2 separate regions of the Homo sapiens genome follow, and region 1 is linked to region 2. Evidence: read pairs that join two places in POLR2A ChIA-PET (ENCODE). Cell type or tissue: PC-9. All regions are shown on one strand. Each heading gives the region's core, and the rest is flanking DNA. Links, peaks and the distances in the headings are about the cores only.

Region 1 (5,380 bases), core at 68-5,067, 180 kb after region 2:
TAAATTTCCACTGGCTTGACTTTTATTCAACAATGGAGAATTTAGGCAGCATGATAAAGCAAGAAAAAGAAAAGGCATAAAGATTGGAAATAATAAACACTGTCATTATTCACAGATGATATGATTAGATACAAGAGAAGCCAAACAAAGCTACAGAGAACTTACTAGAATTAGAAAGATTTAACAAAGTTATTGAAAAAAAAATTTTTTAACATTTGGGTCCAGGCACAGTGGCTAATGCCTAGGATCCCAGCACTTTGGGAGGCCAAGGCCAGAGGAGTGTAGGCATTTGAGGCCAGAGGAGTGTAGGGATTTGACACCAGCCTGGGCAACAAAGTGAGACCCCCCCCGCTACAAAAATGAGGAAAAATTAGCTGAGCATGGTGGTACATGCCTGTAGTCCCAGCTACTCGAGAGGATGAGGTGGGAAGATGACTTGAGCCCAGGAGGCTGAGGCTGCAGTGATCCCTGACTGTGCCACTGCACTCCAGCCTGGGTGACAGAAGGAGACTGTGGCTCAAAAAAACAAAAACAAATTAAGACATAAAACATATTTGGGCCAGGCACAGTGGCCAAAAGCTCTCAGCATTTTGAGAGGCCAAAGTGAGAGGATCACTTGAGTCCAGGAGTTCAAGACCCACCTGGGCAACATAGTGAGACACCATCACTACAAAAAATAATAAAAAGGAAAAAAAACCCCACACATTTGTATTTATATTTACCAGGAACAAAAAGGTAGAATGAAGTTAAAATGGAATATCATTTACAGTAGCATCATAACCTATCAAGTACCTAGAAAAACTTTAAGAGAAGACTTGCAAAATCTCAATGGGAATAATTATACTTAACGAGTCGGTAAAGAAAGCATAAGATCCTTTTGTGGTTCATAAGCATGATGATCAGGTTTTCAGGCATATGTGTACGATGTGCCTCCTTCAAACTTTGTTAGGATGCTACCACGCTACCCATCTGACTTAAAGGAAAAAAATTAAGAAGCATAATAATATTCTCCCCAAAGTGATTTTTTTTATCAATTTCTCATAATCCCAATAGCCTATCATGTTTTTTTGTGAAACCTGACAGGTGGATTCTTATGTGATAATTCAAATAGCTAAAAAACAATTAGAAGATGCTTCTGAAAAATAATTACAGGTATTGGTAAGGGGTTACATAAGGACTTGCTTTGCCAGCTGTCAAAAACTACTGTAAAGAGAATGTGGGCCAAGCAGTGGTTCATGCCTGTAATCCCAAGACCAAGACAGGAGGACAATTTGAGGTCAGGAGTACGAGACCAAATTGGGCAACATAGCAAGACCCTTTTTTCTAAAAGGAAAAAAAAGTGTGGCCCTGGTGCAGGTAGTAACAAATAGATCAACAGATTAAAACTGCCTGAGAAAGAGAAATCAGACGCTAAGGAAGAAACAGACTCACGCATACATAATTATAAGCACGGCGGTGTAGAGCACTGGGAAAAGAATGGTACTATTTTCCGCTAATGGGGCTTGGATAGCAGGTAGAAAGTGAAACTGGACTGCAACCTCACCATACACATAAATCAACTGCAGATGAAACGAAAACCCAAATGTGAAGGAAAAATTATAGAGCTTTTAAAATAAAATATTTTCTTTTTTCTTTTTTTTTGGAGACAGGGTCTTGCTCTGTTACTCAGGCTGGAGTGCTGTGGTATGATGAAGGCTCACTGCAGCCCTGGGTCCTCCTGGGTCCAAGCAATCTTCCCACATTAGCCTCTCAAGTAGTTGAGATCACAGGCTTGTGCCACCATGCCTGGCTCGTTTTGTTTGTTTGTTTGTTTGTATTGAGATAAGGTCTCCCTATGTTGCCCACACTAGTCTCAAACTCCTGGGCTCGAGTGATCCTCCCACAGTACTGGGATTACAGGTGTGAGCTACAGCGCCCAGCCCAGAAAGATTCTTAAAACGAGAGTACTTACCACAGAGATTCATAAAATTCAAAAATTCAAATTCAAAAAATAAAAGACCCTATAAAAAAGGCAAACAGAATGGAAGAAGATAGCGAGAATATAAAATAACTCCTATTAAAATTAAAATAGCCAGACACGGTGGCGCATACTTGTCATCCCAGATATTTGGGAGGCTGAGGCAGAAGGATTGCTTGAGCCCAGGAGTTTGAGACCAGCCTGGACAACACAACAAGATCAAGTCTCATAAAAAAAATAATAACTTGGGAGGCCAAGGCAGGTGAATCACTGAGCTCGGGAGTTTGAGACCAGCCCGACCAACATGGAGAAACCCCATCTCTACTAAAAATACAAAATTAGCCGGGCGTAGTGGCGCATGCCTGTAATCCCTACTACTCGGGAGGCTGAGGCAGGAGAATCGCTTGAACCTGGGGGTCAGAGGTTGCAGCAAGCTGAGATCACACCATTGCACTCCAGCCTGAGCAACAAGAGTGAAACTCTGTCTTAAAAAATAATAATAATAATAACTTTTTAAAAAATGAAAAAAAAAGTTTAAATAACCCAACAAAAAGAAAAAATAGGAGAGACTCAAACAAGTGCTTCACAATAGCTGAAATCTAAATGATGGATATGGAAAGTGCTCAACCTAACTGGTACTTAGGAAAAGCTTCTCAGATCCCAATAAGTTAACAGGAAACACCCACGAGGTTGCCAAAAAATAAAAAGATTGATAATACAAAATGTTAGTGAACATCTACATCTGAGCCAACAGGAACATACATGAACTGCTAGTGGGTATATGAGAGTTGGTAAGTTAACTTGAGCGTTCACCTTCTCTATGATCAGGAATTCTGCCTTACCGTATTTAAAAAAACAAAACAAAACAAAAAAACACCCACACACCAAAACCTCAGGACTCACATATACGAACAGCAGGATATATTAACAAGAATGTTAATAGCTTCATTGCTTTAAAAAGAGCAAAAAACAGGCAACATTTCCAATACACAGCAATAACAGAATGGAAAATTTAATTGTGGTATATTTGTGCAAAGTATTATATAGCATTAAAAATGAATAAACTATAGCTATATGCAACAACATGGATGATCCCTTCAATGTTAAATGAAGATAGGAAGAAATAAAATACACCAGCACCATTCCTTTCACACAAAGTCCCAAAACAGACAAAGCTAGGTTACAGCATTCACCATTACGTAAATGAAGGAATTGTTAACATAAAAGTGGGGCAGGCCAAGTGCAGTGCCTCACGCCTGTATTCCCAGAACTTTGGGAGACTGAGGTGGTAGGACTGCTTGACCTCAGGAGTTCAAGACCAGCCTAGGTAAAAGTGAGACCTCGTCACTACAAAAAAAAATTTAAAAACTTAATTCATGGCCCGGGTGCGGTGGCTTACACCTGTAATCCCAGCACTTTGGGAGGCTGAAGCTAGTGGATCACCTGAGTTCAGGAGTTTGAGACCAGCCTGGCCAACATGGCGAAACCCTGTCTCTACTAAAAACACAAAAATTAGCCGGAGGTGTTGGCGCATGTCTGTAATCCCAGCTGCTTGGAAGGCTGAGGTGGGAGAATCGCTTGAACCCGGGGGCAGAAGCTGCAGTGAGCTGAGCTCGCACCATTGCACTCCAGTCTGGGCAACAAGAGCAAAACTCTGTCTCAAAAAAAAATAAAATTAAAAAATAAAATAAATGCCGGGCGCAGTGGCACGCCTGTAATCCCAGCACTTTGGGAGGCCAAGGCAGGCAGATCACCTGAGATCGGGAGTTCGAGACCAGCCTGACCAACATGGAGAAACCCCATATCTACTAAAAAATACAAAATTAGCCAGGCGTCACATGCCTGTAATCCCAGCTACTTGGGAGGCTGAGGCAGGAGAATTGCTTGAACCCAGGAGGCAGAGATTGCGGTGAGCCAACATCCCGCCACTGCACTCCAGCCTGGGCAACAAGAGCAAAACTCCGTCTCATTCAGGCATGGTGACACACGCCCAGCTACTCAGGAGTCTACGGCTGGAGGATCATTTGAACCTGGCAGATAAAGGCTGCAGTGATCCCTGATTGCACCACTACACTCTGGCCTAGGTGACAGAGCAAGACCCTGTCAAAAAGAAGAAGAAGAAGAAAAAAAAAAGGTTGGACAAACGGTTAACTTCTAAGGGAAAGGGAAGGAGTGATAAAAATATAGCAGACAAGGAACTTTTGGGGTTACTGGCTATGTGTGTTTCTTGATCTAAGTGGTGGTTATATAATTATTCACTTAATATGTTAATTGTACATGTGTTTCCCTCACACTTTTTGAAAAGCTTAAGCATCCTAAGTTTTCAGTTCATGGTGGGGAGACCTCTTCAACAAAAATGAGAAGGCACCCTCAGAGGTAGGAAGGACAATTAGGAAGCAGCTGAAATGACCTCAGGAAATGAAGATAAAAAGAAGGCAACCGATTTCTGAGATGTAGAAAGGAGAATTGACAGAATTTGTTAAGGGAAGATTAAGCTTTTTTAAAAAGTCAAGGATGGAGCCTTAACTTTTAGTCTTCTTAATCCCTATTAAAATAATGAATTGGAAGGCCACTATGCTGAGATGGCCACAGCACCTTGGGTTCCTATTTAAGCAAAAAGAAACCAAACTCAAAGTGAACTTAAGCTTAACTAATCAGAAACCACCAACTAACCTCTAGTGACTTTATGAATCAGAAACTGCCAACTAGCCTCTAACTAGGTACTTTCTACTGTCTTGATGCCAAGAACACCTTATCAAAGTTTCCCTCTCCTGCCCCTTCTTTGGAGCACTGAGCCACTTGCTCAACTGATACTGCCCATTCATGAATCCCTGAGTTCTAAAATAAACAAAAACTAGCTGGGTGTGGTAGCATGCACCTGTTGTCCCAGCTACTCAAGAGGCTAAGGTAGGAGGATCACTTCAGCCCAGGGGATAAAGGCTGAAGTAAGCTGTGTTTGCACTACTGCACTCTAGCCTGGGCCGCAGAGTAAGATGCTGCCTCAAAAATAAATAAATAAATAAAAAGACAGGGTTTTTGCTATGCTGCTCAGGCTGGTCTTGAATTAGTCTCAAGCGATCCTCCTGCCTCAGCCTTCCAGAGTGCTGGGATTACAGGCATGAACCACTGTGCCCAAAACAAAATAATTTACCCTGACCTATAATATTAATCAATATACTTCTCAGTTTCCTTTAATTATACTAGTACATAAACCAATTTCTTTTTAAATTACAACATTCCAAGATTTATAAACCACAAGGCTTACCTGTCCAGCCTTACAGTGGAAAATGTAGGTAAGACCCCATCAAAAAATCTTTCCCTCCTTATCCTCCTGACATTTATTTCTATTAGTTTTCCAACAAATTTATAATTTTAGTTGGAAATCTGATAAATAAAACATGTTTATATATTATAAACATTTAA
Region 2 (5,380 bases), core at 288-5,287:
ATTTTTCCTTAAAGAGTCCTGCACCGTTGAAATGGACATTTTCATGACTTGCAAGTATATAGACACCCTTACTATATATAACACCCTGTTGGTGTTAATATATCATTATTATTATATAATATTATTAAACCCTATTGGTATAATTTTTCTGACCATCAGCCTGGCAGTATGAAACATGAACCTTGAAAATATTCTGCTAACCTGAACATTTGTCTTCCAGAAATCTAGCTTGCTAAAGATATCAGAGAGGGCATAACGACTTATGTACAGATATCATCGCAGCTTATTTTAATAATGAGAAGATCTGAAACAACTTAAACTGCAACAGTAGAGCAAGGTCTTATGTATTATATTACATGTATGAAAGTACATCTTTCCACTGGAACATTTATAGCCAGCCATTAACACTTCGTTTTCTCTCATAAACAGAGAAGATAAAACAGTGTTAAGAGTTATCTTCTCTGGGTTGGACAATCAATGGTGATTTCAATTTCTTAATTTTCTTTTTTCTTCTGTATTGTTTACTATGAATTTATCCTTATAATTAAAGAAAAAGCAAATACCTTAAATGTTCTCCTTGTACTCCTCCCAACATACTGCCTCATTACGTCCCCAGCAGCCCTGTGAGTAGGGAGGACACGTTTTTGCCTTTTGATGTCCAAGTTCAGGGACCTGCCACCCATGAGGGTGGGCACAGCATGGTAGTTTTAAAGAATGGTCTGAACTTGGTAGGTCTGGGCTTCCAGACAGTAGAATGGCATGGATTGTATTGTTGGATGATTGTGAAAGACCAGTGGGCTTGCTACAGGTTAGCTCCTCAGAGAAGCAACTATCAGGATGGAAACCGAAAATCGCCTTCAGAAGTTAGGGCTTCTTCCCTCCCCGCATTGAGGCAGGTCCCATTCATGTGTTCTGCTGTTGCTTCAGATTCTGCTCATCTCGTTCCTGTGGGGAGCCTATTTCTCCTTGCTGACCTCGTTTGCTCCTTCGTACATCTGGTTTGTCTTCCTGCGGACGATGGTGGGCTGTGGTGTGTCCGGCCACTCGCAAGGGTAAATATGTTACCCAGGGGACCCTGAGACAGAAACGTGTACCCCTGCAGGCCCTGATGCACACACACTGCGCTTAATAGACCAAAAGCATTGTGAACCCAACATATCTGAGACAGGTTTCAGTCCATTTAGAAAGTTTATTTTTGCCAAAGTTAAGGATGTGGCTGTGACACAGCCTCAGGAGGCCCTGAGGACATGTGCCCAAGGTAGTTGGGGTATAGCTTGTTTTATATATTTTAGGGAGACATAACACATCAATTAATACATGTAAGATTTACATTGGTTCCATCTGGAAGGGCAGGACAACTCAAAGGGTGGGGGACTTCCAGACCACAGGTAGATGTTAACATATTAATTTTTTTTTTTTTTTTCGAGATAGAGTCTGGCTCTGTTGCTCAGGCTGGAGTGCAATGGCACAATCTCAGTTCACTGCAACCTCCGCCTCCTGGGTTCAAGCGATTCTTTTGCCTCAGCCTCCAAGTAGCTGGGATTACAGATGCCTGCCATCATGCCCGGCTAATTTTTTGTATTTTTAGTAGAGACGGGGTTTCGCCATGTTGGCCAGGCTAGTCTCGAACTCTTGACCTCAGGTAATCCACCCGCCTTGGCCTCCCTAAGTGCTAGGATTATAGGTGTGAGTCACTGTGCCTGGCTGATCTAAACATTTTCTGATTGGCATTGGTTGAAGGAGTTATCAGTAGAAAAGAATGTCCAGGTTAAGACATTCTGGTCTCCACAACCAAGGTTTTATCATGCAAATGAAGCCTCCAGGTAGCCAGCTTCAGAGAAAATAGATTGTAAATGTGTCTCACCAGACTTAAGGTCTGCGTTGATGCTAATGCTAGAGGGATATAATGAGGCATGTCCGACCCCACTTCCTGTCGTGGCCTGAACCAGTCTTTCAGGTTAAATTTTAGAGTGCCCTGGCTGAGGAGGGAATCCATTCAGATGGTGGTAGTTGGTAGATGAATGGGGTTGGGGTTGGGGCGGGGGGGCACTTCAAATTTTATTTCTAGTTTACAGCATTAATAAGTTACAGATTTATAGATGTCACTTGTGCAAACTCAGTTTAAGCTTTGTTTGGTTTTTAGTGATAGCTGCTTATTTAATGCTCCAGCAGGAGCAGTTTTCTCCTTAAAATGATGCTTGATGGTGAGGCTAGCAGAGTGCTAGATCAAGCAGGTGTTAGCTTTTTTGTTCATAAGGCTAGTCATTGTTTTTGAGATGTGCAATATTTTGTTACAGGAAATACTAACAAGTGTCAGGTAACAAAATGTCAACCCAGGCTGGGCGTGGTGGTGGCTCGCATCTGTAATCTGAGCACTTTGGGAAACTGAGGCAAATCCCTTCAGCCCAGGAGTTCAAGACCAGCCTGGACAGCATAGTGAGACCCTCGCTCTACAAAAACAAACAAACAAACAAAAATTTTTGAAGTCAATCCAAACATAATTTATTAATTTCTTGAATTTGTTGGAAGAGTTTAGTTTGACCATAAGCCCCTGTAACATTTAGGAGTAACTATTTTTGAGTACTATCACCCTATGATTTAAGACTCCTCTTGTAAAAGGGAGGGGGGGGAATATGTCAGATGGGATCGAACTAGAGTGACTCCATCTTTAATAGGGGCTGGGTAAAATGAAGCTGAGACTTGCTGGGCTGCATTCCCAGGAGGTTAGGCATTCCTAGTCACAGGAAGAGATAGGAGATCAGCAGGACTGGTTTCACAAGATACACATCACAAGACACCCCGCTGATAAAACAAGATGTGGTAAAGAAACTGGCCTAAACCCACTAAAACCAAGATGGCGACCAAAGCGAGCTCTGATTGTCTTCACTGCTTATTATACTCTAATTATAATGTATTAGCATGCCAAAAGACACTCCCAGTGGTGCCAGGACAGCTTACAAATGCCATGGCAATGTCCAGAAATTACCCTAAATGGCCTAAAATAGGGAGGAACCCTCAGTTGCAGGAACTCCCCTCCCCTTGAATTCACAGGACCCCTTGGGCTCTTCTCTTCTTGGTGCCTTGGAGGAGATTATTCTTAAAATATGTTAGGAGATGTCAAAGCACCTAATTACTGCCTTCATGTGTTAGAGAAAGAATTGTTCTTCCCTGGGGCATACAGTAAGCTTTGAGCTTTGGAGCCCTAAAGGAGTAGAAGCTAAGTAAAAATATAAAACATTCCCCAGGAAACAGCTCAATAAATATGTTAAAAATCCCCAAATTCTGGCTAACAACAGCAACAGAGAAGAGCAATTAGAAAACTGATGGAATATGTTTCTATTTATTCTTATATTCAGAAGAAAATATGTACTTAATTAGAAACTTGTGCCTTGACTGTCCTCATGAATTGAGAGAACTATTTACCTTCTCTCAGGTGTATTTTAATTTCCCAATGTGTTTTAGAAAAGGGAATCAGGCTGAGTGCAGTGGCTCACCCCTATAATCCCAGCCCTTTAGGAAACCAAGGTGCAACAGTTGCTTGAGGCCAGGATTGGCAATGCAGCAAGGTCCCATCTCTACAAAAAATTTAAAAATTAGCTGGGTGTGGTGGTGAGCACCTGTAATCCCAGCCACTTGGGAGGCTGAGGTGAGAAGATCTCTTGAGCCCAGGAGTTTGAGGCTGCAGCGAGCTGTGATCAAACCACTGTACTCCAACCTGGGAGACAGCCAGACCTTGTCTCTAAAATAAATAAATAAATAAATAAATAAATAAATAAATAAACAAATAAGAAAAGGGAATCAGGCTTGGGAAAACATTTTGCCAGTGCTTCCCTTGGCAAAACAGATAAGGCTTATATTTCTTTTTTTTTTTGTCTTTTCAACATGGAGTTTCGCTCTTGTTGCTGGAGTGCAATGGCACAATATTGGCTCACCACAACCTCCACCTCCTGGGCTCAGGTGATTCTCCTGCCTCAGGCTCTTGAGTAGCTGGGACTACAGGCATGCGCCACCACACCCAGCTAATTTTGTATTTTTAGTAGAAACGGGGTTTTTCCATGTTGTCCAGGCTGGTCTCGAACTCCTGACCTCAGGTGATCCACCCACCTTGGCCTCCCAAAGTGCAGAGATTACAGGTGTGAGCCACCACACCTGGCCAGGCTTATATTTCTTAAGTGTTAGAAGGTTTAAAGTATTGGGAGTAAAGATGTAAACCCAGGAGCAATTGTCAGTTTCGTTCTTACTGTTCTCTTATGTGGATATTAGCTGTCATAATTCTCTTCTGATATATAATCAACTTCTATGCTTTTGAATTCTTTATCCCTGTGACAAGAAAAACTGATTATTTTTTAAAAGATGATTTAGTTTTTTAAAACAAAATTATGCTTTTTCCTGCTTCCTGTTTAGGTTAATCATAAAGACTGAATTTTTGCCCACGAAATACCGAGGCTATATGTTACCCTTGTCTCAGGTAAGGCAACGTAGGAGTTCTACCTGCCTTTGGCATCCTATGGGATAAGATGTACATATAGGCATACCTTGGAAATACTGCTGGTTTGGTACCAGCTCGCTGCAATTAAGCGAGTATCAGAATAAAGTGAGTCACACAACCTTTTTGGTTTCTCAGTGCATGTAAATGTTATGTTTACACTATACTAAAGTCTAGTAAGTGTGCAGTAGCATCATGCCTAAAAAGCAATGTACACACCTTAATTTTAAAATACTTGATTGCTGATAAATTCTAATGATCTTCTGAGCCTTTAGAGAGTCATAATCTTTTTGCTGGTAGAAGTTCTTGCCTCAGTGTTAATGGCTGCTGGCTGATCAGGGTGGCGGTTGCTGAACATTGAGGTGGCTGTGGCAATTCCTTAAAAAAAGATAACAATGAAGTTTGCCACATCAATGGACTTCTTCTTTTCCTGAAAGATTTCTCTGTAGGATGCAATGCTGTTTGATAGCATTTGACCCACAGTAGAGAACCTCTTTCAAAATTGCAGTCAATTCTCCCAAACTGTGCCACTGCCTTATCAACTAAGTTTATGAATATTCTAAATTCTTTGTTGTAATTTCAACAATGTTCATAGCTTCTTCACCAGGAGTAGATTTCATCTCAAGAAATCACTTTTGTTGCTTATCCATAAGAATATAATCCTGTAATATATATTACAGTAATAAATGAATATATATCTATATTACACAAATATAGTATATATTACACTAATATTGCATGTACATATATGTAAATTATACGTAAATATATTAGTATAATATATATATAATAGTATATATACATTTATATGCACATATATTACTGTAGAGTGTGTGTGTAGGGGTGTGTGTGTGTGTGCGTGTGTGTAGCTTATATCACCTTGGAGGATAAAAG

What was found. ChIA-PET counts read pairs that join two places held together with the same protein. Peaks named below come from ENCODE experiments on the same cell type or tissue, not always from the same donor. Only the 100,000 strongest peaks of a DNase experiment are listed, where the experiment ranks them.
Region 1: POLR2A ChIA-PET joins it to region 2 with 6 read pairs; 1 of 35 experiments calls an interaction of 5 or more read pairs at or near these places.

What each region holds. Positions count from the first base shown.
Region 1 is chr7:138,478,075-138,483,454 of GRCh38, reverse strand. All of the region lies in intron 1 of TRIM24 (tripartite motif containing 24), which reads right to left. It overlaps LOC124901843 (small nucleolar RNA U13), which reads left to right and starts at 872; the gene lies at 872-975. RefSeq lists enhancers at 3,289-3,849, 3,850-4,410. In PC-9, for the core only: no CTCF peak of the experiment used is centred there; a DNase peak (open chromatin) is centred at 4,724; H3K27ac peaks cover 810 bases.
Region 2 is chr7:138,655,536-138,660,915 of GRCh38, reverse strand. SVOPL (SVOP like) reads left to right here. Exons shown (of 16, transcript NM_001139456.2): 6 at 928-1,052; 7 at 4,405-4,468. Among named protein-coding and RNA genes, the nearest start is that of SVOPL, 43 kb to the left of the region's middle. In PC-9, for the core only: no CTCF peak of the experiment used is centred there; DNase peaks (open chromatin) are centred at 1,795 and 2,745; H3K4me3 peaks cover 648 bases; H3K27ac peaks cover 1,962 bases.